Linked DNA regions of Homo sapiens: region 2 is linked to region 1. Evidence: read pairs that join two places in POLR2A ChIA-PET (ENCODE). Cell type or tissue: HepG2. All regions are shown on one strand. Links, peaks and the distances in the headings refer to the core of each region. The heading gives the core; the rest is flanking DNA.

Region 1 (16,486 bases), core at 2,691-10,690:
GCAGAGGTTGCAGTGAGCGGAGACCATGGCATTGCACTTCCGCCTGGGCAGCAGAGTGAGACTCCGTCTCAAAAAAAAAAAAAAAAAAAAAGACCATTAAACCTGATGCTTCATAAGCAAGGCAAGTTTATATAGGCTGGGAGGGAGGGTGTAGGGAATAAGAGGCATCAGAGGTGACCCATCTGGATGTACTAGGTTTGGGGCAGCCCCTGGCCTCCCTCCGATCCAGCTGGGCAGACTTGGCTCGGGGTTGGCTTAAGGATCCCATTCTTCCAGGTGTGAAGAGGCAGGCTGCGGGGGCTTGCTGCGACCTCACGTCGTGTGGTTTGGAGAAAACCTGGATCCTGCCATTCTGGAGGAGGTTGACAGAGAGCTCGCCCACTGTGATTTATGTCTAGTGGTGGGTCATGCCCTTCCCTAACCCCAGGACAGGACTGGAGTTTGTTATTTTTTCCTTCCCCCTCTCCTCTTTTCCTTCCTCCCTCCCTTGCTTCTTTCCTTCCCGCCTTCTCTCCTCCCTCCATTTCTTCCTTTCCTTCAAATGTATGTTGAGAGGTCTTTGTGGTATCCTATAGAAAAACTGAGAAACAATGAATAAGAATTTGTATTAAAATAGGAAACCATGCATGTCTTGGGCATCTCAAAGCCTCCTCCCCCAGCCCCACCAAAAACAAAGAAAAGAACATGCTATTGGTTTTTTAAATAATACATGCTTATGATTAAATTTAATTGAGAACATGCAAAAATTATCACATTATAAAGAGGAAATTAGAAATCGCCCATAGTTCTGCTATCCAGAAATAGTTACCGTTAGCAGTTTAGTATGTTTTCTTCTAGACCCAGGAGTGAGCAAACAGCAGCCTTTGGGCCACATTGGGCCTGCTACCTGTTTTTGGAAATAAAGTTTTATTGGAACTCAGCCACACTCATTCTTCCACACACTGTCTATGACTACTTTCAAACTACAAGTGGCAGAGTTGAGTACTTGTGACAGAGATTGAATGGCCTGCAAAGCCTGAAAAATTTACTGTATGGTCATTTTCAGAATAAGTTTGCCCACCTCTGGTCTAAACCTTTTCTTATGCAGATGTACACGTATTAATTAAAATTCAAAACTGAGTTCATGACATATGTTCTGTTTTGAAACTACTTTGTTCACGCAGCAGTTCACTTAGCATGTTCCATATCAATATGTCTAAATCAATATCATCTTTCAATTGACTGTATGGTGTTATATATGGATAAGGAATGATATATTTAGCTAATTCTCTACTGTAAGACATTTGGGCTATTTCAAATTTTGATAGTTTAATCAATGATATCGTGAATATCCTTAGATAGAAATCTTAGCATGCTCTTCAAATGATTTCCTTAGGACACATTTCCTAAAAGTGGGATTCATTGGACAGATTGTATGCGTATTTCAAATTTTTCTTGACACGTCTTTAAAAGCAGAGGCACTTTCTTGTGGTGCGTATTCATTCAGCCAGTATTTAAAGAATGCTTCCCAGTGTTGAGTATAGTGCCACTGTTGATGATGGATTGTTAAATGAGAAAAGCCGGTTTACAAAACAGGTCATGCTCTTCCCATCCCTGTAAAGAATGTTTATAAGCAAATATTTATAAGAGAAAACCTAAGAGGACATACATGAAAATGTTAACAGTGGTTATCTTGCGGTAAGATTATGGATGATATGTATGTTTTTTTCTTCGTATTTTCTACCTTAAACAAAAAGATAGAAAATATGTTTTAAAAAGTTATGGATCATTTGTTTAACTTTAAAAAGCAGAAACAAAACCAGAATTAACCCCAAAACATGTTGATTGAGTCACTTCTATGTCACTCTTTGCATAACTCTCCTTTTCATGTCACATATTCTTCTCGATTCTAGTGATTGATCAAAGGACACCTCTTCACTTTCCCTTGTCCCTTGGACACCCTGTTTTATCCCATCCTGTTTGGCTTTTCTCACACCTGCAACCACAGACCTGCCTGAGTTTGTGTAAGGTTTTCTGAAATAATGTTCCTTCTCCTTGTCGTCTGGCTGTTTGTTCATCTCCGTGTACTTGCCTTGTAGGTGGGCACTTCCTCTGTGGTGTACCCAGCAGCCATGTTTGCCCCCCAGGTGGCTGCCAGGGGCGTGCCAGTGGCTGAATTTAACACGGAGACCACCCCAGCTACGAACAGATTCAGGTACTGGGATACCCTGATGGGAGAGGGAGATGTGGGAGGCAGGTACAGACATGGTCATCTAAACATAGTTGACCTACTCCTCTAATTTTTAAAAAAGACATAGGGTTTGTGTTTTTTTGTTTGATCTGCAGTTGCTTTTATGGAAGAACAAAATCATTCACTGTAGACTAAGGTAGGGTAGCTCTGTCATTGTATGCGAAATTTGCCGTGGGACTTTTGTTTGTTCACATTTTGAACGCTCTTCTTGGATTCCTTAGGCTTTGCTTTCCCTTACATTTTTAAGCTAGACTTAGTGATGACCTGTAGTTGTAGGTTACCCAAATGCTCCGCAAGTAAGCCTGGGAGATGCCCTTGCAGAACCTCATCACCTGCCGTTCTTACTGGGAGGCCACCTGGCAGATACCCCTTTGGTCTAATCGCCAAGGTTATTTGTATCTGTGGCCATATTATGACACTGATCCTGCTTCCCAAGTTTGGGTGGGAAGTGTAGATTGTCATAGTATGCATTTTTAGTCTTATTCCTGGGTCTGTTTTATTTCTTCATCCATGTTCTGTCTTTTTTCTCACCCCAACTTTTTTTTGCTTTTACCTCTAATTCTTGTCCATCTAGTTAATTCCTTTTGAATAAGTTAGAATATAAATAAGTAGTAAATTAATATAAATGAATAAAATAGAAAACTTCATTGAACCATCTTGTCATTACTTTAATCAACAGTTTCCAACCTTGGCTGCATATTTTAAAAATACTGATGCCTGGGTGCCACCTCATGAAATTTCGATGTCATTGCTCTGAGTTGCAGCCCAGACATCATCATTTTGATAAGCTTCCTAGGTGATTCCTGTGTGCAGCCAGGATAGGAACCACTCTTCTAAGTCTTTGCTGGGATTTAAAAAAAAAAAAGAAAAAAGAAAGAAAAGGGGCCACAGACACTTCAGTAGGCCCCTCCTCAAGTGAGTGAACTGGCTCTGAGCCTCTTCTTTTCCATGTGTCTTTTTGATCAGCTACAGCCTGTGTTCTTGATCCATAGTTCTTCATCTGTGTGTGAGTAGTAGGAACTAAGAAGATAGCCTTAAAAAAAAATTGCCTCCTATGCAAAACTTATACTCTGAAAACTACAGAACATTATTGAAAGAAATAAGGAAGGCCTAAATGAATGGAAACATATCCAGTGTTCATGGATTGGACAACTTAATATGATTAAGATGGCAATGCTCCCCAAATTGATCTATGGGCTCAATCAACTCAGTCCCTATCAAAATCACAACTGGCTTTTGACAGCAATTAATTGAAAAGATTAATCTAAAATTCATATGAAAATGCAAGGGACCCAAAATAGCCAAAACAAAATGAAAAATGAAGTTGGAGAACTCATACTTCCCAATTTCAAAACTTACTATGTATTAACTAGGCATGATGGCACATGCCTGTAATCCCAGCTACTTGGGAGGCTGAGGCAGGAGAATCGCTTGAACCTGGGAGGGGGAGGTTGCAGTGAGCCGAGATTGTGCCATTGCACTCCAGCCTGGGCAACAAGAGTAAAACTCCGTCTCAAAAAAAAAAAAAAACTTACTACAAAGTTGCAGTAATCAAGACAGTGTGGCACTGGCATAGGATAGATATATAGAATCAGTGGAGTAGAATTGAGAGTCCAGTAAAAAACAAAACAAAACAGAACAATAAAACAAACCTCACATTCATGGTCAACTGATTTTTGAAAAGAGTGGCAAGACAATTTGATGAAATACAGTCTTTTTCAAGAAATAGTGCTGGATACCCACATGCAAAAGAATAAGCTTGGACCCCTCTGTCACACCATTACAAAAAATAACCCAAAATGGATCATAGACCTAAATGTAAGAGCTAAAAGTATAAAATGTCAAAAGAAAATGTAGGAGTAAATCTTTGTAACCTTGGGTTAAAGCTTTCTTAGATATGACACCAAAAGAGCAAGTAACATAAGAAAAATGGATAAATTGGACTTTATCAAAATTTAAAACTTCTGTATTCCAATGGGTACCATCGATTAAGTAAAAAGACAACCCACAGGCCGGGTGCGGTGGCTCACGCCTGTAATCCCAGCACTTTGGGAGGCCGAGGCAGGTGGATCATGAGGTCAGGAGATCGAGACCATCCTGGTTAACACGGTGAAACCCCGTCTCTACTAAAAATACAAAAAATTAGCCGGGCGTGGTGGTGGGCGTCTGTAGTCCCAGCTACTCGGGAGGCTGAGGCTGGAGAATGGCGTGAACCCGGGAGGTGGAGCTTGCAGTGAGCCGAGATCGCGCCACTGCACTCCAGCCTGGGCGACAGAGCCAGACTCCGTCTCAAAAAAAAAAAAAAAAAAAAGACAACCCATAGAATCGGAGAAAATATTTGTAAGTCTAATATTTGATATTTGATAAGGGATTTGTATCCAGGATATATAAAGAACTCTTACAACTATAAATAATAAAAAGACAATCCAATTAAAAACCAGGTCAAAATATTTGAAAAGACATTTCTCCAAATATATACACATGGCCAATAAGCATATTGAAATGATGTTCAGTAGCAAAACCACAGTGAGATACCACTTCACAGCCACAAGCGTGGCTATAATTTTTAAGATAAAGGAAAATCACAAGTGTTGGTGAGGAAATTGGAACCCTCATACATGGCTGATGAGAATGTACAATGGCGCAGTCATTTTAGAAAACAATGTGGCATTTAAATATAGGGTTACTATATGATCTAGCAATTCTACTCCTTGGTATATAGTCCTAGAAATGAAATCATACATCTACACAAAAATCTGTACACAAATGTTCATAGCAACTTGTTAATGGAAAAAGTAGAAACAACCCAAACGTCCATCGACTGAAGGATGAATAAATAAAATTTGGTATGTTTGTACAATGGACTATATTTTAGCCATAAAAAGAACGAGATATCCATACATGCTACTACATGGATGACCCTTGAAAACGTTATGCTAAGTGAAAGAAGCCAGTCATAAAAGACCATATATGGTATGACTTCATTTATACGAAATATCTAGAATAGGCAGATCAATAGAGAGAAGGTAGATGAGTGGTTGTTTTGGCTGGGAGTAGGGAGGAATTGGGAGTGGGTGCTAATGAGAACAAGTTTCTTTGAGGTTGTTAAAAATGCTCTAAAGTTGATTGTGGTGATGGTTGTATAATTCTGTGAATACACTAAAAGCCACTGAATTATATATTTGAAATAGGTGGATTGTATGTGAATCAAATCTCAATAAAGCTGTTAGATAAAAAGTTAAATGATCTTCTAACTTATCTCCTGAAAAATGCACATTGAGCCTCCGTCTGATTTGTGTTGTGGCACCTATGTGGAGCAGCTGGGCCACTTAGCATGACTAAGCGTAGTAATACCGGAGCTAGGCAGCTCAAGCCTCCTGTCTGTTTGAAAGACCATCAGAAAACTCGAAGAGTGGGACAGGATAAACTTTGTGAAGCAGGACCTGAGCTATGTCCCCAGTTTGGTTCTTCTAATGTGGTTTCTTTTCAGTCATTTGATCTCCATCTCATCTCTAATTATTATAAAGAATTAAAACAAGTCATCATTGTAGAAAAGCAAGAAAATGCAGATAGAGAAAAAGAAGAAAATAAAACTGGAGTATTTCCACAACCCAAGTTTAGAGTTGGCCCCCACCTCCCATGCCATGGACTGAGCAGCAGGGGCCCAGCATCCCTTGGATATGGTGGCTGTGTCTTCATGTGAAAGAAACTGAACTTGGTGGTTTTTCCTGCCAGTTCAGGAGAGATTCTTGGCATGTAATATATATCACTGCTCAAGTCAAGCCTCCTAAAACCACAGACCTGTTTCAGCTGCTACTTCAGCCAAAATTCTTCAGCTTCATATTGTCTTGAAAACCTATGATTGTCTCTAACAAACAGGCTACTTGCTAGTTAGAAATTCTTATCAATTTGGCAAGCTACTTATCAACCAGACTGACCACAAGAACTGTCATCTCATCAATGAAGGAGTAACTGATCAATGAAGCCAGCAATGCTTTTTTCTTGGCATCATCAAAGCTGACATTTAGAAGAGATGCTGGTGATAGTCATCTCATCCTACTCAATTTTTCAAAGGCAGAAACCAACCCTGGAGCAATTGAGAGGACTGTTTAAACACAGAGCTTAACAATGGCAGAATTGTATATCTCGTGCTTAACAGATTTTGGTTGAACTTTACCCTAGGTCAGGGGTCAGCAAACTACTGCCTGTGGGCCAAATTTGCCCACCACCTGTATCTGTAAATAAGGTTTCATTGGAACACAGCTGTGGCCATATGTTTGTATATTGTGTGTGGCTGCTTTTGCATTAGGATGACAGAGGTGAATAGTTGCAACAGAGACTGGCTGGTCTGCAAAGCCTAAAATATGTCCTGTGTGGCCCTTTACAGAAAAAGTTTTCTAACCCCTGCTCTAGGTTACGGAGAAAAAAAAAATGGAATAATGTTCTCTGCTACTTTTAACCTGATTTTCTTTGTTACCTAAATAGGCAGCTAGAATGCTGCCTATATTTTAATAAGGATTTGGATCTCACAAGACACCTTAGGCCTTACACAAGTTGTTCAGATTCTTTGCCCCAGTTCTAATCTAGTGACAAAGGCATAGAATTCTCCTCCCACAGGAATGTATTTCTATTTTCAAGGTGTTAATTAGTTCCAGTTTTGGTTTTGTCGTTTTCCCCATGTCCGATGCTTATATTGGATGATTTCTGATAAACCCTGACTATTCCAATAAACCCTAGGCATTTTTGAATTTAAACCTCAGTGTTTTGACTGTTACTCAACCCCAGGGGGCCTTGGCTTGTAGGATTTGTACATTCGCTGAGGCAAAAATGGGACTGTCGCTGCAGGGAGCTGGTGGCCAGGGCCTTCAAAGCACCTTTGGCCCACTGTGCCCTGCAGCCACTATGTTGTGCCCTGTTGATCTTTAAATTTCTCTAAATGTTGGAATTTAATTAAAGTCCACAAATATTTGTAAGTATCCACTATGTATCAGACACTTTTCTAAGTGCTTAAGATAGGATATATCAGTAAACAAAACAAATATCTACCAAGGAAAGATTATATTCTAGTGGTTGAGGCAGACAGGTAAGCAGTGAACATAAGGTACACATTCTACAGCACGTGAGCAGGTGCTAAGAGACTGCACAAAGTAAAGATGCACAAACCTCATTAAGAAGAGATTGGAGCAAAGACTTGAAGGAGGTGAAGGAGGCAGCCGAAGACATAATCTGGGATAAGAGCTTTTCAGACACTGGGACCACCTGGAGCAGAGGCCCCTCAGTGTGGCTGGAGTGGAGTGAGGAAGTCCCAGGAGAGGCGAGCAGTAAAGTAATGGAGTTGGGGGCTCTGGGGAGGGAAGACACCCAAGCTACCTGCTGTTGGAGTTTAGAAGTCTAAGGAATTGTTAGGTAGAAGAGTTTTATAGATTGTTGTGGTTATATAGTTACCTATCTAGGGTGTGAAGAGGTCACTGCTTTGAAGCGATAGTTGACCGTGTGTGTTAGGGAAGTCCAGCGCTCTCCCTGGCTGTGCTGTCAAGGGCGGGTAGGGAAGCCCTCCTAGTCCATGCAGTCAGGGCTTAGTTGGTCTGTTCATTCAAAAAGCCACTGAAAACAAGACTAATAGAAAAGGACACATACATACTTTAAACATTTTGATATAAAGCATAAATCTACCTTCATTTGCTTTTTGTTTGTTTTTTGTTTTGTTTTGTTTTAAGACAGAGTCTTGCTCTGTTGCCCAGGCTGGAGTGCAGTGGCGCAATCTTGGTTTACTGGAAACTTTGCCTCCCGGGCTCAAGCAGTCCTCCCACCTAAGCCTCCCGAGTAGCTGGGATTACAGGCGTGCACCACCACACCTGGCTAATTTTTGTATTTTTAGTAGAGACGGGATTTCACCATGTTGGTCAGACAGGTCTCAAACTCCTGGCCTCAAGAGATCCACCTGCCTTAGCCTCCCGAAGTGCTGGGATTACAGGCGTGAGCCAACACACTTGGCCTGCTTTTTTTTTTTTTTTTGGAATAGAGCTAAAGGCCTTTTGTTTGAGTAGGGATCTGCTGATTGGAGCTCACCTTTCTTGTCGTATCCATAATCTTCCTCGTGTTCCCCAAATACCCCTGAAGATACGAATGACTCCAGCCCTTATTTTATAAAACAAAACAGACAACCAGGAAAATCAGATCCCAAGGCCCCCACCTAGACTTCCTGAATCAGAATTTCTAGGGGGAAGATGCCTGTTTATCTGTGTAGTTAGCAAATGACCCAGGTAATTCTTACCAAGAAACCTTGGCAAACACTGGATTACAACTTCTGGTTTTTGATATTTGTCTGTTTTTTTTTTTTCTTTTAAAGGAGAGCAAGAACTTAGGAAAAGAAACATGTGAAGCAGTCTTCCCCCATCTTTTACACCTACACCTAATTTAACCAAATTATATTTAGTGACTCAGTATGTCTTTCCCAAGCATTCAACTAGTTTTCCTAGAAATAACTCTCTTAACAGCTCTATTTTTGCAGTTTATTACGTAATTTTAAATGCAGCAGGATGATTACATTAACCAATGCAAGTGGCGTGAGCAGATGTGCAGCTAACACTGTAGTCGTGGTTGTCCTACAACTGGTGGGGGCCAGCAGAGTGCACAGGTGTGCTAGAAAGAGGCTTTCAAACACTGTTCATGTTTGCCTTTCCCATTTTAAAAGTTGACATCTAAGGTTTTTTAAATCAAATATAGTTGGAGATGTGATTCCAAGTGCATTGGAAACACTGCCATTTTATTTATTTATTGATGTTTGAGACAGAGTCTGGCTCTGTTGCCCAGGCTGGACTGCAGTGGCACGATCTCGACTCACTGCAACCTCCGCCTCCCTGGTTCAAGCAATTCTCCTGCCTCAGCCTCCCAAGCAGCTAGGACTACAGGCGTGCGCCACCACACCCAGCTAATTTTTTGTATTTTTTTTTTAGTAGAGACGGGTTTTCACCACATTGCCCAGGCTGGTCTCAAACTACTGACATCAGGCAATCTGCCTAGCTCAAGCTCCTAAAAGTGCTGGGATTACAGGTGTGAGCCACTGTGCCTGGCTGAAACACTGACATTTTAAAATAAAAACTACCATATCATTGTTTAAAATGTATCCAGTCCAATCTGAATGTTATAACTATCTGGTACATACCACCATCCATTTACAAAATAAATATACAAGCCCTTCCTTAACAATTGGAAACTTTGCATTTTTTCTTTTCTCTTTGAACTTGTATTTCCATTCTATCACTACTACAGAATTTATACTAATGTAATATATTTTTATGCATGAAAATCTTTTACTGGCCAGGTACAATGGCTTATGCCTGTAATCCCAGCACTTTGGGAGGCTGAGGCTGGAGGATCACTTGAGGCCAGGAGTTCAGGACCAGCCTGGCCAACATGGCGAAACCCCATCTCTACTAAAAATACAAAAACTAGCCAGGCGTGGTGGTCCACACCTGTAATCCCGGCTACTTGGGAGGCTGAGGTGGGAGAATCCCTTGAGCCTGGGAGGCAGAAGTTGCAGTGAGCCAAGATCGTGCCACTGCACTCCGGCCTGGGTGACACAGTGAGACTCTGTCTTAAAAAAAAAAAAAAAGAGAGAGAGAAAGAAAATCTTTTACTGACTACCTATTATACTTCTACAGCAAAATATCATATGAATTATTTAATTTTTTCAATTTCCTTAAAATGTTAAAAAATGCTTTACTAAAACATCTTCTAGATAGAATTATCACTAATCTGCAGTGCATAATTGTAAAAACAAAAAATACATATAAATGTAGATTAATAATTCCAAACAAGTAAAATTTTATTGGATTTTTTTTTTTTTTCTTTGAGATGGAGTTTTGCTCTTGTTGCTCAGGCTGGAGTGCAGGGTGCAGTCTCAGCTCACTGCAACCTCTGCCTCCCGGATTCAAGCGATTCTTCTGCCTCAGCCTCCTGAGTAGTTGGGATCACAGGTGCCTGCCACCACGACCAGCTAATTTTTGTATTTTTAGTAGAGACAGGGTTTCACCATGTTGGCCAGGCTGGTCTCAAACTCCTGACCTCAAGTGATTTGCCCACCTCGGTCTCCCAAAGTGCTGGAATTACAGGCGTGAGCCACTGCTCCTGGCCTGGAAATATATCCTTAATAGATGAATGGGGCATAAACTTTTAATTGGTCCATGTTTCTATGGCTGAGTGTTACCTATTGTTGGAAGGAGACAGTTCCTCCTGTTCTAACCCAATCCTCCTGTAGTCACCATAAACAAACCGGTATTCTGTCAAGATCAGGTTTATTGATTTAATGCAATGAGGGAGACCGGACCCCCGTAGAACTGAGAAGTGTTTCCCAATAAGGGAAAGGTGGAGTTATTAAAGCAATTGGGGGGAGGGTGAAGTTTAAGTGAAATTTGAATGAAGTAGTTTTTGATAGACTCAAGCAACTAGCAGGGCTGTACAATGTAAAGGGGTCAACATCATGTCTGGCTGGCAAAGTAGGCCAGGGTCCCACTTCCCCAGAAACTATAATACCAAGTTTAGATCAACGTGGAATGTTGTGTCCAGAAATCCCTTATCTGAAGCTCTGCACCTGGGTTGGAAATCCAGGCTGCTTCTCAGTATCAAAGTGACTTAGATCCTCAAGGCTAGAGGAATATTTCATTCTTTACTGCTATAATTTCAAATAGCAATGTTTCCAATAGTTTATAATATTAAGGAACAAAATCCAAAAGCAGTAGTCACTCAAAGAATGGAATTAAGACATTTTGCAGCTTGTCCTAGGGGAAAATATATTGTTTCCTATTAACTTGGCAGCTGGCTTTACCCGTGTCTTTTATTCTGATCCAAAGAATCGCTGGGCAGATTTTGACCTGCCAAGCTAAATTTTACTTTTTCAATGTCAATTGTAATCTTCAGTGTTGTTTTTTATAGATGTAAGTACTGAAAGACCTGGGCCACCTAAACTCTAGGCATGAGGGAATTATTTTTTTTTAAGAGAGGGAGCTCCCTCTGTCACCCAGGCTGGAGTCTGTACAGTGGTATAATCATAACTCACTGCAGCTTCAAACTCCTGGCTCAAGTGATCCTCTCGCCTCAGCTTCCGGAGTTGCTGGGACTACAAGCTCGTGTCACCACGCATGGTTGTTTTTACTGTTACCTTTTTGTAGAGACGGGGTCTTGCCATGTTGCCCAGACTGGTCTTGAACTCCTAGCCTCAAGCGATCCTCCTGCCTCAGCCTCCCAAAGTGCTGGGATTCTAGGCATGAGTCACTATGCCCAGCCATGAAAGAAATTTTGGTATAGCCTTGCCACTCCAATTTTGGACCACCTTCCAAGTTGTATGCCAAAATACACAGAGTAATTTTGTATCATACTTAGCGATCTATTCACTGAAAATCCTTTCCGACCCTCTTTCAACTTTATTGAAAGCAAGAATGAAACCAGCCTACTTACATATGAAGGTGTCAGATCTACACCAGTATTCCAGACGTCCCTCTATTTGGTACTCCATATGTTTCACACTCCCTCTATTTCACACTCGGGGATGAGGTATCATTGTAAAATTTGGGATGGGTGAGGGGTCCAGCTTGCTTTTGTAAGGCGGAAGAAGGCTGAATGTGGAAAGGGGCACTTGAAATCACTTAAGAAAGAGAAGAGGTGGAAATTGAGGATCTGGGAATTCCCTAAACGCTCCCCATGGCTGGCAGTAATTCCTGGATAACCACATACTGGCCTGGAACTTTCTGGAAGTCAGTGCTCAGCACGTGGCAGGGGGCAGACGGACTGGAGATGCCGTGTAGTCTGGGCTGTCCATTAAGTGGCACTCTGTTGATAGAACAAAGCATTTGAGGGATAAGGCAGTCACTATTTGTATTGTATCAAGAATAAATAATATAAATGAGTTGCACTGAGGAAATGCCTTTTCTATTTTTAATTGTGCTCAACTGGTTTTCTTTTAATAATGCATGAGGAAGTCCTGCTTTTGCTTCTTATTCATAGTTTTTTTAAACAAAAGTCCATGATTTTTCTTCTTTTTTCTCCTTCCTCTTTCTCTTTTTTCTAACTACACCTCAGAAGCTAGTCAGAAAGTTCAACAGGTGGTTTGAGAGGCTCGTTGACTTAGCTGAGATCCTAGTGGTCAGATAGTGCATGGGTATTTTTTTCTCTTGTTCTCAGTACTACCTGTGAATGCTGCTGTAATGTTTTATGTGTGTGTGTGTATATATATATATATATATATATATATATACACACACACATACACACACACATATATATACACACACATATATACACAAAAAAGTATGTATTGTGTCTATATATAACATGCCAAACATACGTGTTATATAGATACACATAAAACATATATATGTATATAAAATACATATATAACACACATACATGTATATTTTATACTTACAATTTCAATGAGTTTGGCAGTACAGTCCCAAAATACACTTTACTTGCATAGGTTCTCAGGATTTGAAAAAAACAAACAGAATACACTTTGTAATCATGTCTCTTACACTTTGAAATAAAATTCTTCTTTATGGCACATAAATTCTAGACATTTGCTTCTCAAAATTCCCCCAGTCACAGAGCCCAGCCCATAGTGAAGTGTTATAACTAGAGTTGTTAGAAGCTAGTTGAAAGAAGTGGGCATGGAAATTCATAATACCATCTTTATGAGAATTTGGGTTTTACTTCGGCTATTACTTCAGAAATAAGTGCTTGCTGAAGTAGGGCATTCATTTTGCTAACCTGTAGTTCAAAACTGCTGTATTTGCTTCTTCTCTTTCAGGTTTCATTTCCAGGGACCCTGTGGAACGACTCTTCCTGAAGCCCTTGCCTGTCATGAAAATGAAACTGTTTCTTAAGTGTCCTGGGGAAGAAAGAAATTACAGTATATCTAAGAACTAGGCCACACGCAGAGGAGAAATGGTCTTATGGGTGGTGAGCTGAGTACTGAACAATCTAAAAATAGCCTCTGATTCCCTCGCTGGAATCCAACCTGTTGATAAGTGATGGGGGTTTAGAAGTAGCAAAGAGCACCCACATTCAAAAGTCACAGAACTGGAAAGTTAATTCATATTATTTGGTTTGAACTGAAACGTGAGGTATCTTTGATGTGTATGGTTGGTTATTGGGAGGGAAAAATTTTGTAAATTAGATTGTCTAAAAAAAATAGTTATTCTGATTATATTTTTGTTATCTGGGCAAAGTAGAAGTCAAGGGGTAAAAACCCTACTATTCTGATTTTTGCACAAGTTTTAGTGGAAAATAAAATCACACTCTACAGTAGGTAATTTATTGTATAAAGACATTACCCCACGATATGGCTTTATTAGGGACTTTTTTTTTTTTTTTTTGAGACAGAGTTTCACTCTTGTTGCCCAGGCTGGAGTGCAGTGGTGCGATCTCAGCTCACAGCAACCTCCGCCTCCCGGGTTCAAGAGATTCTCCTGCCTCAGCCTCATGAGTAGCTGGGATTACAGGTATGTACCACCACACCCAGCTAATTTTGTATTTTTAGTAGAGACGGGGTTTCTCCATGTTGGTCAGGCTGGTCTTAAACTCTCGACCTCAGGTGATCTGCCCGCCTCGGCCTCCCAAAGTGCTGAGATTACGGGCATGAGCCACCGCACCCGGCTTACTGGGGGCTTTTTAACCTTGTTTGGCTACATTACCTCAGTGAACAAGGGGAAGCTCACAACAGGAACTCACACAAAGAAGGAAGAGAACAGTACCAACAAGGTAGAACATCACGATGAGAAGAAAGAATGATGCAAATATGTGGACCCCCAGGATAAACACAGCTGCCCAAAATTTAGCTCTGGCCCCCTTAGATGGGGGAAGTCAACAGTGAAGTGTTTCTCAGCATCATAAAGGCAGAAGCTGTGGTTCCTGTGGGGCCTGCCAACCGTTCCCAGATGCTGAACTCTGCTGGGAGTTTTTTCCATGGGACTTTAAAAAATGATGCCCTTAGGTTGGGCCAGACCTCTGTTAACTTCAGTAGGGATGGCACCAGGTTCAAGAGGCCAAAGAAGAGACCTGGAGCTAGTGAAGGAAACATAGGGTTTATTTGGGGAACCTTACAGGGTGGTCCAGTGGCCGCGGGCTGGACAGAACTGCAACCACTTATAAAAAGCATGCAGTTTACATAGCACTTTCACTCAGCACCCTCCCCTCAGCAGCCTCCACGTGGCAACCCTCACTTCTTAAGTTATTGCTGTCAGATGCATCTGCCATACAGGGTCATTCTCAGGGGATGCTTAAGTTATTTCTGTCAGGTACATCTTCCATACACTTTACTACCTTGGAGTAAAGTAGTAAGAATACAGCTTTTTCCTTAACCTTTACCAGCTAACTCAGTGCTTAGGGGCCTTGGAATGCCTGCTGTCCAGCAGGTGTCACAGGCCTGACTGGGAGGCATGGCCATTATCAACAGTGTATGAAGGTCACATATGGCTCCCTGAAGTGATTACATACTTGGACCACATCACCTCAGCCCCTTGCAAAATTGCATTTAATGTTACACCCTTGGCTTTTGTAGAAACAGGCAACAAGACACTATCATATAAAACTTTGTACTGCATTGCAAGGCATAACCTTTAATAAATCCCAGTGGTCCTTTGTGTAGGGAACGGGGATGCTCATAGCCTATGGGGCGGCTGGAGAACCAGTCAGGGACCCTGAGGGCTCGATGTACACTTTACATGGGTGGGCCAAGGAGTTTACACTGAGGGCACTGGTAATACCTGTAATAGTCTTATAGTACTTATAAAGCAGTTTTGCACATAAAATACCATCATGCACTTATAAGTTTGTTCTTGGGCTGCTCCAAGTTAACTTTATTCATTTTCCTAGTGTTAGTGTCTCAGGGAGTCTGATTATATTTTTGATTTGTAATTTCTATCTGACTAAGGCCTAGAGATTTCAAAACTGTTCTTTGCAATTCCTCTCATACTGAACCTCTGGTTCAGCAGCTTTTTTTGTTGTTGTTGTTTTCAAGTTTTATCATTTTTGTTCCTATTTGGTTTTGTCGTTTTTAAATTGAGAATTGCTTCTAAAACAGAAGACATGAAAAGAGAATTAAAAATACAATATATGTGTAAGATAGAATTATTCAACTTAGCATTTATTAAACATCTACCAGATGATAGACATTAGAAATAAAATGACTAGCAAGACCTGGCCCTTCCCCTCAGGGGTTCACAGAATGGCTGGAGCAACTGTCATATAAGCTGTTATGAAGTGCAGAAACTACACAGACATTTGTGCGGGTTCAGACCAGCGCAATTAGAGATGGGCAGAGTGGGATGGGGTAGGGGTAAGGTGCTTGAAATTTGCCTGGGTGGGAATTTTTGAAGTATAAAAAGGACTTCTACCTGGGGGGCTGCGGCAGTAGAGGGAAGAGCACGGTCGGTACAAATGCATGGCAGGTGTGAAACAGTTTGATTTGTTCAAAGAATGATGAATCACTTAGTGTTGTATAATGGATGGGAGGAGAGAAACACAGCGATCACAAAGGGCCATGTTTGCCAAGAAATAAAATATACTTGGAAAAAAAGTACGTATGTGTATATACCACAAAACTCGGGTGCATTCTCTAGGGACCGGCGAAGCCATTCTTTCAGGAGATATGCTCAGCATTTGCCACGGGCCAGCTGCTGTTCCAGGTCGTGGGTTAGGGCCCGGCACCAGGAAGGGCGCCCCTCCCACAGGGCCGACATCCTAACCGGCGTCGCTGCGGCCGCGGAGCTGGGAAGGCCGAGGGCGCCGGGCACGTCTGTGCAGATTTCTTTAGAGTCCAGGTCTGTCGCCCGCGTCTTCGTCGGTGGCAGCAGGGCTGACTGGCCACGGCGGCCATCTGCTAGAGCGCATTTCTTCCCATGAAACGCCACCTCCTCCGAAGTGCGGAGCGAACGCAGCCAAATCTACACAAAGACTGACAAGCTGGATCCACTCGACGGAACCCAGGGCCAAAAAACGGCGGCGAGCAGCGCCTCGGGCCCGCGATTACCGGTTTTCTGAGCACCGGACAGCGTGAGCCGTGCCAGCCCTGTCTCGCCATCCCAGCCGAGGAGGGCAGCGCGATGGCTCTTCCCTGCCTTGAAATCAACCCCATTGCCAGCCGCTTTCGCCGGCAGAGCATTTTCCGTGGGGTCCATCCGGCTCCAAGGCGGCCTGCGCTGGCCACGTGGAAAGAAACACGCCCACTGCCTACAGGCCACGCCCTTCCTCCCTTCGCGC
Region 2 (16,486 bases), core at 3,510-11,509, 200 kb before region 1:
CCAACAACAGCATCACATACTTGTGAAGACCATAAGTCTATGTTTCAAATTCCTTTCTATAAAGTGAGGTGCGAGAGAGCCGAGACCCATTTAAGGAGGATGTCTGACTATAGATGTTAGCCTGTGTGAGGTGACAGACTTATTGCACTGGAATAATATGAATTTAAACCCTTAAAGCACAAAAAGGAAAAAAGAGGGACTCTTAGAAAACGGAGGAGACTTGAAAGGTCTAATTGCCAGGCATAAGGCGTGGGCCTGTTTGGATCCCTATTCCAAAAGGCCAACCATGAGACGACATTTTATAGATAATCCAGGATATCTGAATCTGAGCCGTGTAGCAGATGAGAGCAGGGAATCCTTGTTCATTGTCATGGGTCCAGTAGTGGAAGGGAAGGGAAAGGGAAAAAGGGAAAGGGAAGGAACCAGTCCTTATTAGTTAGAGATGCTAGCTATGGTATTTACAAATGGAATGTCATACAAGTATTTATGGATAATGGGGCACTATTTAATTTAAAATGTTGCAGAAAAATGAACAATCTGAATATGAATTAAGAAAACAAGTCCATTTACAACAGTATCAAACAGAATACTTAGAAATACATTTAAGAAGTACAAAATATGTACTATGAAAATTAAAAAATCTATTTGAAAAAAATCAAAGAAGATCTTAATCACTGGAATGACATCCTGCGTCCATGGATCAGAAAACCTAATATTGATAAGACAGTAATATTATCCAAATTGATCTACAGAGTCAAAACAATTGCTATCAAAATTCCAGTTGCTTTCTATGTAGAAATTCACAAGCTGGTCCTACAATTCACATGAAAATGCTAGGATCCCAGAATAGCAAATGTTATCTTGAAAGAATATCCTCTTTAAAAGTAGTAGGAAAACTACTTTAGCACTTCATGATTTCAAAACTTACCTCAAAGCTACAGTAATCATGATGGTGTACTACTGGCATAAGGATGAACAAATAGATCAATGAGAAGAATTAATTAAGAGTTCAGAAATAAATTTTATCTTACGATCAACAGAGTTTCAACAAAAGTGCCAAAAAATTCAATGGGAAAAGAATCGTCTTTTTAACAAGTGGTGCTAGAACAACTGGCTATCCACATGCACAAAAATGAAGTTGGAGGCCTATCTCATGTCACATGCAAAAATTTACTCAATATGGATCAAAGCCTAAATGTAAAAGCTAAAACTATAAAACTCTCCAAAGGAAACACAGGAGTAAAACTTTGACATCTCGGGTTTAGGCAAAGCCTTCTCTAGATATAATACCAAAAGACAAGTGACTATATATAACATATATAACTTGAACTTCATCGAAACAAAAAACTGTACTTTAAAGGACATCATCAAGATATAAAACCACCGACTGAATGGTAGAATATATTTGCCAGTCACAGATGTGAGAAGAAAAAGGGTATCTATAACATGTAAATAACTTAACAATTCAGTAAGAAGAAGACAACTCAAATAAAAAATGAGAAAGGATCTAAATGGACATTTCTCCAAAGAGGGCATATAAATGGCCAATAAACACATGAAAAGATGCTCAACATCATCAGTCTTTAGGGAAATGCAAATCTAAACCACAATAAGATGCTACTTTATGCCCATTAGGATGACTATAATAAAAAAGACAGAAAATAACAAGTGTTGGCATGGTTGTAGAATAATTGGAACCCTCAAACATTGCTCGTAAGAATGTACAATGGTGTAGCCACTTTGAAAAGCATCCTGGCAACTCCTCAAAAAGTTAATCATAGAGTGACCATATGACCCAGCAATTCCAATCCTAGGTATATAGCCAAAAGAAATGAAGAAAGGTACTCAAACAAATACTTGTACATAAATATTCATAGTAGCACTGTTCACCATAGCCAAAAGGTGGAAACAATCCAAATGTCCATCAACCGATGAATGAATAAACAAAAGGTGGTACAGTCATGCATCATTTTCTCATGGGAATATGTTCTGAGAAATGCATCATTAGGCGATTTTGCTGTGCAAACATTATACAGTGTACTTACACAAACCTAAATGGTAGGGTTTTTTTGTTTTGTTGTGTGTGTGTGTGTGTGGTTTTTTTTTTTTTTTTGGTATTTTTTGTTTTTTTGAGACGGAGTCTCGCTCTGTCGCCCAGGCTGGAGTACAGTGGTGCGAACTCAGCTCACTGCAACCTCTACCTCCTGGGTTCAAGTGATTCTCCCGCCTCAGCCTCCTGAGTAGCTGGGATTACAGGCATGCACCACCATGCCCGGCTAATTTTTGTATTTTTAGTAGAGACGGGGTTTTGCCATGTTGGCCAGGCTGGTCTCAAACTCCTGACCTCAGGTGATCCGCCTGCCTCGGCCTCCCAAAGTGCTAGGATTACAGGCGTGAGCCACCGTGCCCAGCCTGATGATAGGTTTTTATGTGCTTACCATACACCTAGGCTATATGGTACAACCTATTGCTCCTAGGCTACAAAGCTGTATAGCATGTTATTGCACTAAATACTGTAGGCAATTGTAACACAGGGGTAAGTACTTGTGTATCTGTAAAAATGTACAGTAAAAATTATAATACTATGAGACCACCATTATATATGTGGTCCATCATTAACTGAAACATTGTTATTTGTTACAAGACTGTATAGCCATATGATGAAATATATTCAGCCATAAAAGGAATGAAGTGCTGATATATGCTGCAACATGGATGAACCTTGAAAATATTATGACATGTGAAAGAAGTCTCAGAAGAGACCACTTATTTTATGGTTTCATTTATATAAAATCTCCAGAAAAGGCAAATCTATAGAAACAGAAAAAATAGTGGTTGCCTAAGGTTGCAGTGGAAGGATGTTGGAAGAGTGATTACTAATGGATATATGGTTTATTTCTGGGGTGATGAAATGTTCTAAAATTGATTATGGAGATGGTTGTACAACTCTGTGAATACATGGCATTTTTGGCAGGAAAAAAGTGGGAAGTTATAGATGAAATATGAATAGCAAAATGTTTGAATGTTTATATATTTTTAAAAGTTAAAAAGTAAACAACGATAGTTTGAAATCAGCCTAATTTTAAATGAAACTTGGAATACATTTCTGTGATGTCTAAAATATTGACTATCATTTTAATGCACATAGAAAATTACTGGAAAAGACTGTGCAAAATATTCTGAGATGGGGAACCATTTAAGGGATCCCAAGGGTCCAAGTCTGATCCAGGCTCAGCCTTTTCTTGCACCAGGAAGTCACAAAGCCATGGACTCATCAAGTAGTCATTTAGTCCAGCCCCTTCTTAGAACTGAGGGAAACTGCAGCCAGCCAGGAAGACCGAGGAACTTGCCTAAGCTTCCTGCCTTTCATGAACTTCTTTTAAGGATCAAATGAGACAATGTGTATGATGAAGTTTTATAAATCCTTTGGATTAGAACTGTAGTATGTGAAACACGTGAGCCTGAACCTCAGTTCTGCTGCTTTTTTGCTACAGCCAAGGGGGTGGCTTAATTTCCTTCAGCCTCAATAAAAATGAAGATACCACCAGCCTCAAAAGGGTGTTACAAGAACTAAATGAGGCAACACTATCCCAGCATCTCCCAGAACAGGAACTCGGTATGAGCTAACTGTTAGCCACGTTCTTAGCAAAAGAACATGTGAACTACACAGTGGAGGCTGCATGCACACTTGGGTGCAAAATTTAAAGTAATGTCATTTCAAGATGTAAAGAGGAAATTCTCATTTACAAAACCTGGTTGGAGTTGTCTGCATGAGTAATTTTCATGGGATCGGCCATGTAAAATAGTTTGTTTTTAAAGGTTCCAAGAATAACATGCTAGAGTCCTCTGTGCCAAATTCCACCTTTGGGTCAAATTTCACCATTGCTTTATGAGGCACCCAATGTTTAAAAATTTTTTAATTTAAATGTCTCTATGTAGGGCACCTCTCTCCCCAGTGCACCACAAGCCCCACCATTCTCTGTTGTCTATCCTCAACCCCATCTCACCTTACATCAGTACCTGGTCCCTGAAGGTGATTAAGTTTCTAGACTCTATCTCAAATGCTAGGAAATCTCTTTGTTGGCTATCCAACTTTCCTCTTATAAAGGTTTGCAGAGCCTCTTCTTTTCTTTTGAAGTCTTCTCAAGCTTTAGAAGGTTTTTAAAAGTTCATTTAAATATTTTCAATAACTTAAAAAAAGTGCTACAGTATTTTAAAAGATAACATAGACCAGTACTTTCCCAATAGGAGAAAAATACAAGCTGCAAATGCAAGCCACTTGCATAGTTCTACATTTTCTAATAGCTACGTTAATTAAGGGGAAAAAACAGGTGGAATTAATTTTAATAATATATTTTCCTTAACACAATATATCCAAAATTTTATTAACATGTAATCAGTATAAACATTTCTCTTTCAAACGAAGTATTTGAAACCCAGTGTATGTTTTATATTTACAGCACATCTTAATTTGGACTGGCTCAAGTGCTGATAGCTAGCAAGTGGCTAGTGACTCTGAATGGGACAGCACAGATTGAGATGACCAGTTATAAATCATCCAATATGAGGCCTTGAAAGAAGATGTGAGGTTACATAGGAAAAGAACCTCTACATTAGAAAATATGTAAGTGGCAGATTCCAGGGTTTTGGTGGTCTTGCTGGTGACCGTGGCTATAGTAAAGTTTGAGATGGAATGAAACTTAGATCATATTATTCCAGCATACAGGAGGAGGGGAGGACATTCACAGCTTCTATTTTTGCTGCTGTTTCTCCTTCTGTCTTTCCCACTATATGTGTATTGTGGGTGGGATAGGGCAGAGTTGAAGATAAAGTGAACAAAGAAGCATAAAAGACGGGATTGAGACATTGCCACTCCTGAGAGATACTCGCAAGCCCCAGCCTCAACTCATCAGTGGCTTGAAGGGTTCCAGGGCCAGGAGGAGCCTGGGGACATTGGCAAGGATCTTCCTTTCACTCTTGGCCTCCCCACCCCAACTTCTGAGGCAGCATCCTCTATCTCTAAAGAACAGGCCTCCCGCCTCTGCTATTCAGGGAATATTATGTTCTCCCAACTGTTATATTTTGGGTCCTTTTGGCAGGAGGTGGAGATGGGCAGGGGTGGAAAGAACCCACAAATGTTCTCGGAACAAGGAACCAGTAAAGTACAGACATCTGGCCCCAGGATTTTGCTGGCTCCAGGGACGTCACTATAAACCCACTAACACTAATTGCTTTCACGTCTGCTCCCATTTCTAGTGGAAATAAAATGCCTCTCTGGCTAATGGAAAATGAAACGCCGTTTGCTGTTTGTTTACCACATTACATAAGAGCTTTCTGTAGCACCCCTCCTCCCCTGGCCCCTGCCCTGAAACCCTCTGAAGGACAGCTTGTGCAAAGCCTGCAAGCGCTCTACAAATACAAGGTAACACGGCTTCAGAAAGGGCGCCTGTATTCACGTTAGGACTGTACAACTCCTTAATCCTAAACAGACGGGAGGGGAGGGCAGAAAGAAGAGAGCGAGAGCACAATCGAGAGTGAGAAGAGAAGAATTCTATTTGCTTTAAATTCATGCTTCCAGGAATATTTTCCATCTCCTTACTTGATGCTAAGTGCAAAGATCTAGAGTAGCTCATCAAACCTCAACTTCTAAATTCAATTTCCCTGACAAAGAAGGGGAAATAAAGGTCCAGCTGAAACTGGGGTTTAAGAAAGTGGACTCTCATCCATTGGGCCTTTAAAGTGTCTGACAGTAGGTGATTGGGAGGCCTTCTTTGACAGTCCTGTTCTGGTTGGCTGCCTGTGTTTATCCCCATGTTGGCATTTTGTACACAGTGTGATAGCAAATATAAAGACCTCTGGCTGTCCTTCCTCTGCCCTTGTCAGTTCTCTCCTTCTCCAGCAGCAGAACCACTCATTTCAGCTGGACCCATGGTTGCCAAGAATAAAAAACTCCATTTCCCAGTCTCCCTTGCCATTAAGTGTGGCCATGTGACTAAGTTCTGGCCAATGGGATGTGAATGGAAGAGCTGTGTAAACTTTCCATGGTGCACCCTCCATTTCCCTTTTCCTGTGTGACAAGCATAAGGCTATATTGGGCCATGAAGGCAAAGACAATACTCTAGGGATGGTGGCGCCAAGACAGAGGATCCTGGATCCCAAACACTATAGAGCTGCCAGACTGCTTACAGAGCGACTGCTATGGGAGGAAGAACTTTTTATTTTGGATCTGGGTTACTGCAGCTGAAATTGTATGCTTGGGATCTATTTGCTGAAGAGAAGAAAGGAGGATACCCTTAAAATAGATGACCCCACCATTTGGCTTTCACATTGAAAAGTCAGCCTCAGCTCTTCCTACTTTTCTTATTGATGAAGAATCTTACACCCCTACCAGCTCCCGGGCCTCAAAGACTACATCTTCCTCCTTGCCTTTCTTTGTCCCCATTTTCTTCTGTATGCTGCCTACTCCCAGGCTGGCACAGAGCAGCACTCCTTGACCAGAATGGCCCAGACAGTTGGAATAAAGGATGACATTAAAATAGAGCCCTTTGTTATGTCTCTAGGGAGTGTCTTCAAAACACCCTGTTACAATGGCCGAGAAAATTGCCTGAGATGGCCAAGTTCAAAGGGCTTATCTTTGAATCAAAAGCGGGAATGGGGTTTTGTGCAAATGTCATCTTCTGCCCAGTTCTGAGTTTCTATGTAGCAAACTTGGAGTAAAGTTAAGATCAAATGGGGCTCAGAGGATCAGCTATTACAATAGGCCTCAGTCAGATGGCTTTTCTTGAGCCACTGGATTTCATCAGAAGAGAATTGCAAACACAAACCCTTTGTTTAATGTAGACGGTGATGAAATAAATAGGGTGACTCCATCTCAACCACCCTCCTCCCTGTACTCACCCAACCAACTGACTCTCGGAGATTGCCCAACCAAAGAGCAGAAGTTCACAGAATATCTCTTCTTGGGTCAGCACCCAAAGGTGGGAGCACTTGGCTTTGCTCCCAGAAAACTATAATCTGGTGAAGGCATGTGAGAAATGTGCCCTTCCCTACTGCATACTGCAGAAGAACGTGGCTGAGAGCCCGGCCACGGTAGCATCTATCCTCCACATAGAGTCTTTATGAAGTGACACCTTCTCTCTCCAGCTCAGGCAATAGCCTCTGCCTGATCAGAACACAATTGAATGTGGCCTTGGGCCAGACTATGGCAGGCAAAGGTTAATTTCCTTTCCTTCTTAGAGCAGGACCTAGTTCCAATTGCCTCGCTTTGCCTAACTCAATTTTCCGCACAATATAGCAAGCTCCTTATCTTGGGCAGTGAGGTAGAAGCTTCCCCTTGTTCCTCCTTATGGTTTCCAGTGGAACTTTGAGGAGGGGCACATTTTGCTTAAAAAACAGCATTAATTGTGAAGCGAGAATAGCTTTTCTACTGATGGCTGCTTTTCTAGCAAAAATGTCTGCCTGCAAGGACCTCCCCATGTGACCTGGCAGGGAGAAAAGATAATGAGGAGCTCAGGTGAACAACTCAGGACCTGAGGAAAGTAGGCCAGTGAGTCAAAATAAAATCCAGCCAGGAGCAAACAGAAGAGTTAATGAACAGGAGATCACCTGATGCCCGGGCCCCTCTACCTTTAGCGATTTCATGTCCGAAGGTACTCTGTGCTCACCCGGGTAACACAGCTTTGTTAAGAGAATAGTCAGGCTGATAGATTTGTTCACTTCTATAGTCGCTTATCTTGGAATTACTCCATTGTTTTTAGAAAAATGACAGTTCATTTTCTAAAAATTAACACAGGCCAGTGTGGTGGCTCACGCCTGTAATCCCAGCACTTTGGGAGGTGGAGGTGGGTGGATCACTTTGAGGTCAGGAGTTTGATACCAGCCTGGCTAACATGGTGAAACCCCCTCTCTACTAAAAATACAAAATTAGCCAGGTATGGTGGCATGTGCCTGTAATCCCAAGTACTTGCAAGGCTGAGGCAGGACAATTGCTTGAACCAGGGAGGTGGAGGTTGCAGTGAGCTGAGATTGTGCCATTGCCCTCCAGCCTGGGTGACAGAGTGAGACTCCATCAGAAAGGAAAGAAAGAAAGAAAGAAAGAAAGAAAGAAAGAAAGAAAGAAAGAAAGAAAGAAAGAAAGAGAGGAAAGAAAGAAAGGAAAGAGAGAGAGAGAGAGAAAGAAAGAAAGAAAGAGAAAGAAGGAAAGAGAGAGAGAGGAAGGAAGGAAGGAGAGAAAGAGAGAAAGAGAGAGAGAGAGGGAAAGATAGAGAGACAGAGAGGAAGGAAGGAAGAAAGGAAGGAAGGAAGAAAGGAAGGAAGGAGAGAAAGAGAGAGAGAGAAAGAGAGAAAGAGACAGAGGAAGGAAGGAAGGAAGGAAGGAAGGAAAAAAACAATGAAATAAAAGAGACAAATCCTAAGAAGAAAATGAAATGCCTCCAAACCCACCATCCGTCAAGTAACCATCATGAGATTAGGGGACTGCAATTTTAGTTACGTCTTTATGCACAGAGAGATAGTAGGAAGGATAGATTTACAAGCAGAAATAATTTAAAGGGAGTATAACACATAGTTTATTTAATAAAGAGGATTCCACTATTTGAACTTAACAGATAAGAAAGAAACTGAATTGCAGCCGGGCACGGTGGCTCACGCCTGTAATCCCAACACTTTGGAAGCCCGAGATGGGCAGATCACGAGGTTGGGAGATTGAGACCATCCTAGCTAACACAGTGAAACCCCGTCTCTACTAAAAATACAAAAAAATTAGCCAGGCATGGTGGCACACACCTGTAGTCCCAGCTACTCCAGGAGGCTGAGGCAGGAGAATGGTGTAAACCCGGGAGGCAGAGGTTGCAGTGAGCCAAGATCGTGCCACTGCACTCTAGCCTGGGCGACAGAGCGGGGCTCCATTTCAAAAAAAAAAAAAAAAAAGAAAGAAAGAAACTGAATTGAAATAGGATCTGCTACTGAATTTCTAAAATGATACGGATTTTTAGTTTTTTTTTTTTTTTTTTTTAGATTGGCAGGGTAAACCTCTAAGGCCAACTGAGGTAAACATCATCAGAAAAGCAGGTAACATAGGGAAATAAAGCCCCAGATGATGCACAAATGTTTTGTTTGGCACTCTGGGAAGATGCCTTAACTTCAGATAAATATAGCAAGCTACTCTGGAATTTGTGTTCTGGGAGCCCTGGCTCTGGCAATGCAGCTGGCTTGCTCCTGTGTTTGGATGGGTTATCTCATCTTTATAGGAAGGAGGCTCTACCTAATGCTTGGTAAATCCTGACAACAACAATGAAAGTTGGAAAGAAGGTTTGGGAGGCCAAGATGGGTGGATCAGCTGAGGTCAGGTGTTTGAGACCAGACTAACCAACATAACGAAACCCCATCTCTACTAAAAATACAAAATTAGCTGGGGGTGGTGGTGCATGCCTGTAATCGCAGCTACTCGGGAGGTTGAGGCAAAAGAATTGCTTGAACCCAGGAGGCAGAGGTTGCAGTGAGCTTAGATAGCATCATTGCACTCCAGCCTGGGCAACAAGAGCAAAACTCTGTCAAAGAAAGAAAGGAGAGAGAGAGAGAGAGAGAGAGAGAGAGAGAGAGAGGAAGGAAGAAAGGAAGAAAGAAAGAAAGGAGGAAAGGAAGAGAGGAAGAAAGGTGGAAAGAAGGGGCATTAATTACCCAATATGCTGGCAGAAAAAAGTAGAGAACAATTTGCAAGCTCAGAGTCAGTGTCATGGGATCCCAGGACAGACCAATATAGGTCTGACCAATTTGGATGGAAGGAGAAAAAGTGAGGAGAAAGAGGAAGAAGGAGGGTAGAGGAGAGAGACCTGACTCCCTACACTAACGCTGAGAATCAACACCTTACCCCTCACCCTCTGCCTCAGCACAGAAGGGCCCCATAATTACTCACACAGCAATACAGAGTTTAATTTCACGGATGCAGAAGGAAAGCTTTCAAAGTAACAAGGAAGCCTCACATAATTGTATGGTAAACCTGAGCTTTCACCAGGAGGAGCCCAGCTCCTGCAAACAGCCAGCATGTATGCAGACCTTTGAGTATGCTGTCATTGCGTTATAGGACAAATGAGACTGTCAGCAGGAATGGTGAAAAACAGAAGGAAGACTCCAGGCAAAGGGACACCTTGAAACACAGAGGAGAACAGAGAAGCCAGCTGTGAAGACAGAGGGCTCCAAACCCTGACTGAATCCAACCCGTGGCTCCAGGGCCTGCCTCCTTCATTACCAAGTGAGGATCCACAAAGACATCGGCTGTCTATTTTCTTTTCTTTTTTTTGAGACAGAGTCTCACTCTGTCAGCCAGGCTGGAGTGCAGTGGCGCGATACCGGCTCACAGCAACCTTTACCTCCTGTGTTCAAGTGATTCTCCTGCCTCAGCCTCCCGAGTAGCTGGGATTACAGGTGCATGCCACCATGCCTGGCTAATTTTTGTATTTTTAGTAGAGTCGGGGTTTCACCATGTTAGCCAGGCTGGTCTCGATCTCCTGACCTCAAGTGATCCACCTGCCTCAGCCTCCCAAAATGCTGGAATTACAGGCTTGAGCCACCGCGCCTGGCCCTCAGCTGCCCATTTTCATCCAGCTGTACCCTGCAGCCCGGTTTCCTCAGACGCAGTAACACTGTGTCACCAGAAAGGCCTCCTTCCTGTACAGTGGCTGCACTGATGAAGGCCTGCCATCCAGTCTGTGATAGGAGCCAGTCAGAGGCGGGAAGGAGCACCTTAACTTTTCCTTCTCTTCAAGGAATTAGGATGATCCCTTTCTACAACCCGCTCATTGACAGCATTTCCAGTGAGAAGCCCAAGGAAAGCCTTTACTTCAGAGACCAGAGCAGGAAGCCCAGAGCACGAGCTTTGGAATGGGACAGCCTGGTTCAACTTCTTGCTCTGCCTCTTTTTAGCTGTTGCGGTCAAATTACTCAGCGTCTTTGTGCCTCTGTTTCCTTAACTGAAACATGAGGGAAATAAGAAGAGCTACTTTAGAGCTATTGCAGGGATTAAAGGAAATAATCCACAGCAAGTGCTAAGAGCAATTCCAGCCTTAGCAAGAGCTCCAATATTAGCTATGAGGGTTAGACTGCCACTTAGTACATTATAAGTGTTATGAGCTGAAGTGTGTCCCTCTAAAATTCATATATTGAAGCTCAAACCCCCAGTACCTCAGAATGTGACTATATTTGGAGACACGTTCTTTATGGAGGTAATTAGGTTAAGAGGAGGTCATTGGAGTGGGCCTTAATCCACTAGGACTGGTGTCCTTAGGAGAAGAGGAGATGACGCAGACACAACAGAGGGAAGACCCTGTGAGGACACAGAGAAGACACCACCTACAAGGCAACGAGAAAGGCCTTAGGAGAAACCAACCCTGCTGGCACCTTGATCTTGAACTTCCAGCCTCCAAAACTATGAGAAGATAAATTTCCTTGTTTAGGCCACCCAGCGTAAACAGCCTTAGCAAACGAATACAAAGGTTGACTGGTATTTTTAGCAGAACTGATATTCAACCAGTGTGGAAGCAGAGCCAACATCACTTCTGGTTGGCAGTATCAGTTATGAAATATTTCAAATGTCTTTAACATCCACTCCCTTCCCCCCGTTGTTACTGTTACTCCAGGGGTGTCGACCCTGGGATGGGAGAACCAGCGTGGGCTGCAGAAATCAGTGGCAACAGGCCTGCCTTCTGCTCCCTCCTCTTGCCTTCCCTTCTGGGCTAACACAACTCAGCATGCCCTGTGCTCTGAGCACTTCCCCCGCCCTCCTTTGAAGCACAAAGGTTGTAATGACCAAGTGTAGTGACGGGGTGGAGAGGGCTCCTCTGAGCAAAGCTATTATCAAATGCTCATCTGAGAAGGCCTTGGGGATCCTGTCTGCCTCAGAGTGTGTGTGTTGCTATGACGATAAGCATGATCCTGTTTGCCCAGCATCTTCAGTCTTTCAAGTGGTCTCAGTGGCAGGTACTGTATACATGAGAGGCCCAAAGAAATCTGAACTGGGAATGAAGTTTTGCCCAGGCACATGGCCCACCCTCTTGGCTCTGCCACTGAGTCAGCCTTTGCCAACATGTTCCGCTGGAGTGCCTGCACCCTAGACTGAGGGGCCACTCGTACCTGAGGTTTTGCCCTCTTTTTTCAGTTACCAGCCACACAATTTGTCACTGCATCTGCCCACAGGGCCTTGACCCTTCCACACTCTCCTGGGAGACAGGAAGAAGGAACGGAGGTGACCTGCCAGTCTTAAAAATCTACCTGGGGACTGGCACTATGGGGAGCAGGCCACCCACTTGTGAAGGGTTGTTCAGCCTGTCATTGGCCTCCAGTTTTCTCTCCTGCCACCAAGGCACATCAGCACAGCTGGAGTCAGCATGCACAATGACAAGTAATGAGCACACATGCCTCATCAAAAGGATAATCAAAAGAAGAGGTCCGATCCAAGAAAAACCAACGTGATCCTCTCTAATGAATGGTCCCCACAGTGGCATTCAGCTCTAGAAGGGCAGGGAACTTCCAGCTGGCTGTAGTTTAGCTCTGTACTCTCCTTACCCAAGGTAAGCCAAGAGTGAGGCAGGCTGAAAAGAATGTATGAGCATTCCCTGGCCAAGATGGGAAAAAAAGCACCACTCTGAAGCAAGAATTGACCCTGCCCTCCAAGGCTGCCCCAGCTACCACCCCCTGGACCATGGGACAGCCTGTGCTGCCTTGTCCAAACAAGCATGTGTGCAAAGCAGCCCACAGCAAAGCCAAACAAACAGCTTGGCAGATAAGACCCCAAGGCTCTACCAAGCAAACGAGGTTCAATCTCAAAGCTTAGTTTGGTTCCGTCCCTTGCACAGGTTAATGGGACCAAGAGTCACCTTAGGAATTATGCAGCACAGAGATGCCTGATATAAAGAGGCCAATATAGAATGCATAATAGGGCCAAGCCCCTAAGACTCTCCCAGAAATCAGTTTCTAGATTCTACAGATGATGCTTTCCATCTGCTTTACAGTTGCCAAAGCAAATCACGTTTATTCTAAAAACAGATAAGGGCTTGCTCACACCAATCAAAAGCAGGTTTTTATCTACTATTAGTAGGCTGCCTCTTCAGCAGAGACTATCGTGTTCCCCAGCCAGGCTAACTGGCATTAAACCACTTATAAGTACCCACTAACAAGCTAGGTACCCTGGGGAAACTGGACACAAACAAAGCATGGGCCCTGTTCCTTAGCATCTTGCAATGTGGATGGCGAGAAAAGATGCACATATTTGGAGATGACTTGAGATGGCAGTGCAGTCACACTGGCAGGAGAGCCAGGCTTGTGACGCAGGTCTGTGAGTGCCGGAAGCACTGGGCAGAGTCGGCCAGCGCCCTGCAAATCCAACCAACAGAACAAAACTAGCCAGCAGAGGCTTAAGAGGCTGAGAAGCTGAGCTGTTTGTCTTAGGTTGGTAGCCCAGGGTGAATACAGCTATCTCTGGCCAGGCATGTAGCACAGCACAGAGTTGATGAGATCTAGTCCAAGAGCTACTCTGCTTGGGTTCAATTCCTGGCATGGCCACCTAGGTCCCTCATGTGATCTCTCTGTGCCTCCATAGCCCCATCTGTAAAATGGAGACCAATAAACAGCATGCATATCATAGGCATGTTGGGAAAAATGTCAGCACAGTGGCTGGCATGTAGGAAATGCTTGATAAATGTTGGCTATTATCCTGAATCTAAACTTCTAAAGGGGTTCCCTTTTGTTTATGGCAGGAATCAGAATATCCACTCTGAGTCCAAAGACAGATTATGTAGCTCAAAGTAATTTTCATGTTAAATTAGATTTTCTTGGGTGGTAGTGGGGGAGGGCTTAGAATCCTATGAACATGGCATAAGTCAAAAGAGACTGTGACTCAAAGTAAAGGCCATTGTAATCCCAACAAATGCAAGGGCTAGAAACAGAATGAGGCCTGCTTTTCCTGCCAGGGAACAGCAACTGTAGTATCCGAGCAGGGAAGGGAATTAGGCACCAATGAGAAAGCACATCAGCCATGATATCCCAGAACAGCTAGCAGCAGGGCACAAGCCCAACTCCCTGCTGGCAGGACCCCCTCTTCATCCTTCACTGCTATATCCAGATTCCTCCCCAGCACTCGTGCCCTGTCTGGGGAGGACACTTAAAATATTCCTCACAGACTAGACACCAACACCTAACTTTTCTCAGGTCCTCCTAAAGCCAATCCCCTCCCGTCTTCCACTCTTTCCAGAACTTGAGCACATGGGACAGTTCTAGAATGTGCTTGCCTGTGGGAAGCACAGTCTTTCTTTGCCTTCCAGTTGGCCTGCCCTTCTGCCCCCTTCCTTTCAACATCAATGTCCCTTCTGAGGGAGGGCACTGCCATTATGGGAGCGAAGAAGGGGTCGTTGAGTCACCCCCACCTCCTCCACCCACCTTGCCTTGGCCTCTCCGGCTCAGAACACAACACAACTCTGAAGAAGTGGATGCTACTGGGCACGGTCCAGACCTGGGGGTGGCTGCAGATTTCAGAAGCCTTCCTACTTCTCATTTTTTCCTTAAGGGGAGGCATCTGCCCATGTCCTGAGTCAGGGGGATGTTTGGGTTAAGTTCCACAGGGCATCCAGTGACAGCAGACCTTCTATGTGTCCGGATTCACTAGCTGGGCAAGCTGACCTCTTCAATGGTCCACTTACTCATCAGATGGATACGTAGAAATGGTTAAATGAGATCATGAATGTGAAGCACATAGAGTTTGAGCCATGATGGCCATCCGCCTAACTGACCACCATTATTATCTATATGGCTATGGTGACTGGTGTCTAGTTTTCTATTCGTTCATTAAACGAACATTGACATATTTTTCTAGCATCAACCATGTTTCTGGCACACAGTGGTAACAGACAAACGTGGTCCCATCCCTCGAGGAATTTAGGGTCTAGTTGGGGAGTGATATGGTTTGGCTCTGTGTCCCCACCCAAATCTCATCTCAAACTGTAATCTCCATGTGTCACTTCCCTGGTGGGTAGTGACTGGATAAAGGGGGTGGTTTCCCCCATGCCATTCTCATGATAGTGAGTGAATTCTCATGAGATCCGATGGTTTAAAAGTGTTTGGCCATACCCCCTTAATGCTCTCTCTCTCCTGCCGCCTTGTGAAGAAGGTCCTTGCTTCCCCTTTGCCTTCCACCATGATTGTAAGTTTCCTGAGGCCTCATTGGCCATGAAGAACTGTGAGTCAATTACAAATGGACTCTTTCCTTTATAAATTGTCCAGTCTCAAGTATGCTTTATAGCAGTGTGAAAATGGACTAATACAGGGAGACAGCCAGAAAACAATTAAAGAAAGGAAGAAACATCATTTCAGGTTGTGAAAATGCTATGAAAGAAACCAATGGAGTTTGTGACATAGGATAACAAGAAGGAACTTACTTTAGAAACAGCAGTCGAAGAAGGCCTCACTGAGGTGACATTTAAGCTAAAAAGGAATGATGAGAAGAAGCTAGCCATGTGGAGAGGAGGGGCTTGATGGGTCCAAGAAATGAAAAAGTCAGTACGGCTGCTGTGCCATCACAAAAGGGATAGTGTCATTTGGTGAGGGGGAGAGCTGGGCAGGGGCTAGGTCTGTAGTCCTTGGTAAGAAGCTTAAATTTTATCCTAAGGGTAATACAAAGTCTCTGAAAGGTTTTAACCAAGAGAGGGTATCTCATATAGATGTACCAGACTTTAATTATTCACAATAAAAATTCCTATTTACTCCTATCGAGCACTCACTGTGTGCTAGGCTCTAGGCTAAAAATTGTGCATGCATTATTCAGGCAGGGCATGGTAGCAATGGGGACTAGAGTGATGGAGATGGGGATGGAGAAAAGTGCAGAGATTTGAGAAGTGAATAAAGGAAAAGAAAGTGGTCAGGCTTTGCTGACAGAGTGAAGAGGACCCAGGGTAGAGCCTGGCTGAGACACTGCCACTGGCTTCTCAAGCTATCCCATCATCATCATTCTTATCATATCCCTATCAGAACTATCATTTAACCAAAGAACAAGACAAGATTAAATCAATTAGTCAACTTCTTTAAAACCATTATAAACACTGCACAATGTGCTAAGTGAGAAGCACATGCTAAGTTATTCTGTACTCTAGAGAACTCTAGTACTCCATGTTCGGGGACTTCGGAGTCTCGCTCTGTCACCCAGGCTGGAGTGCAGTGGCGCGATCTGGGCTCACTGCAAGCTCCGCTTCCCGGGTTCACGCTATTCTCCTGCCTCAGCCTCCCAAATAGCTGGGACTACAGGTGCCCGCCACCACGCCCGGCTAATTTTTTGTATTTTTAGTAGAGATGGGGTTTCACCATGTCAGCCAGGATGGTCTCGATCTCCTGACCTCGTGATCTGCCTGTCTCGGCCTCCCAAAGTGCTGGGATTACAGGCTGGGGACTTTTTATTAACCTATTTCCAATGGCTGAGTCTAGAAATATTTTCCAAAAGAACCTGACA

What was found. ChIA-PET counts read pairs that join two places held together with the same protein. Peaks named below come from ENCODE experiments on the same cell type or tissue, not always from the same donor. Only the 100,000 strongest peaks of a DNase experiment are listed, where the experiment ranks them.
Region 2: POLR2A ChIA-PET joins it to region 1 with 10 read pairs; 3 of 35 experiments call an interaction of 5 or more read pairs at or near these places.

Annotation. Positions count from the first base shown.
Region 1 is chr6:13,598,756-13,615,241 of GRCh38, forward strand. It overlaps SIRT5 (sirtuin 5), which reads left to right. Exons shown (of 10, transcript NM_012241.5): 8 at 277-400; 9 at 2,079-2,194; 10 at 13,035-16,403. The coding sequence ends at 13,110. LOC105374938 (a long non-coding RNA gene) reads right to left here and starts at 9,839. Exons shown (of 2, transcript XR_007059460.1): 1 at 7,676-9,839; 2 at 275-886. LOC124901263 (a long non-coding RNA gene) reads right to left here and starts at 16,447. Exons shown (of 2, transcript XR_007059461.1): 1 at 12,654-16,447; 2 at 10,511-12,058. RefSeq lists an enhancer at 15,793-15,962. In HepG2, for the core only: a CTCF peak has its summit at 7,045; DNase peaks (open chromatin) are centred at 5,596, 6,366 and 7,036; H3K4me3 peaks cover 324 bases.
Region 2 is chr6:13,401,013-13,417,498 of GRCh38, forward strand. All of the region lies in intron 1 of GFOD1 (Gfo/Idh/MocA-like oxidoreductase domain containing 1), which reads right to left. Among named protein-coding and RNA genes, the nearest start is that of GFOD1-AS1, 77 kb to the right of the region's middle. RefSeq lists a silencer at 4,941-5,141. In HepG2, for the core only: no CTCF peak of the experiment used is centred there; DNase peaks (open chromatin) are centred at 5,359, 5,999, 6,919 and 10,053; H3K4me3 peaks cover 1,014 bases.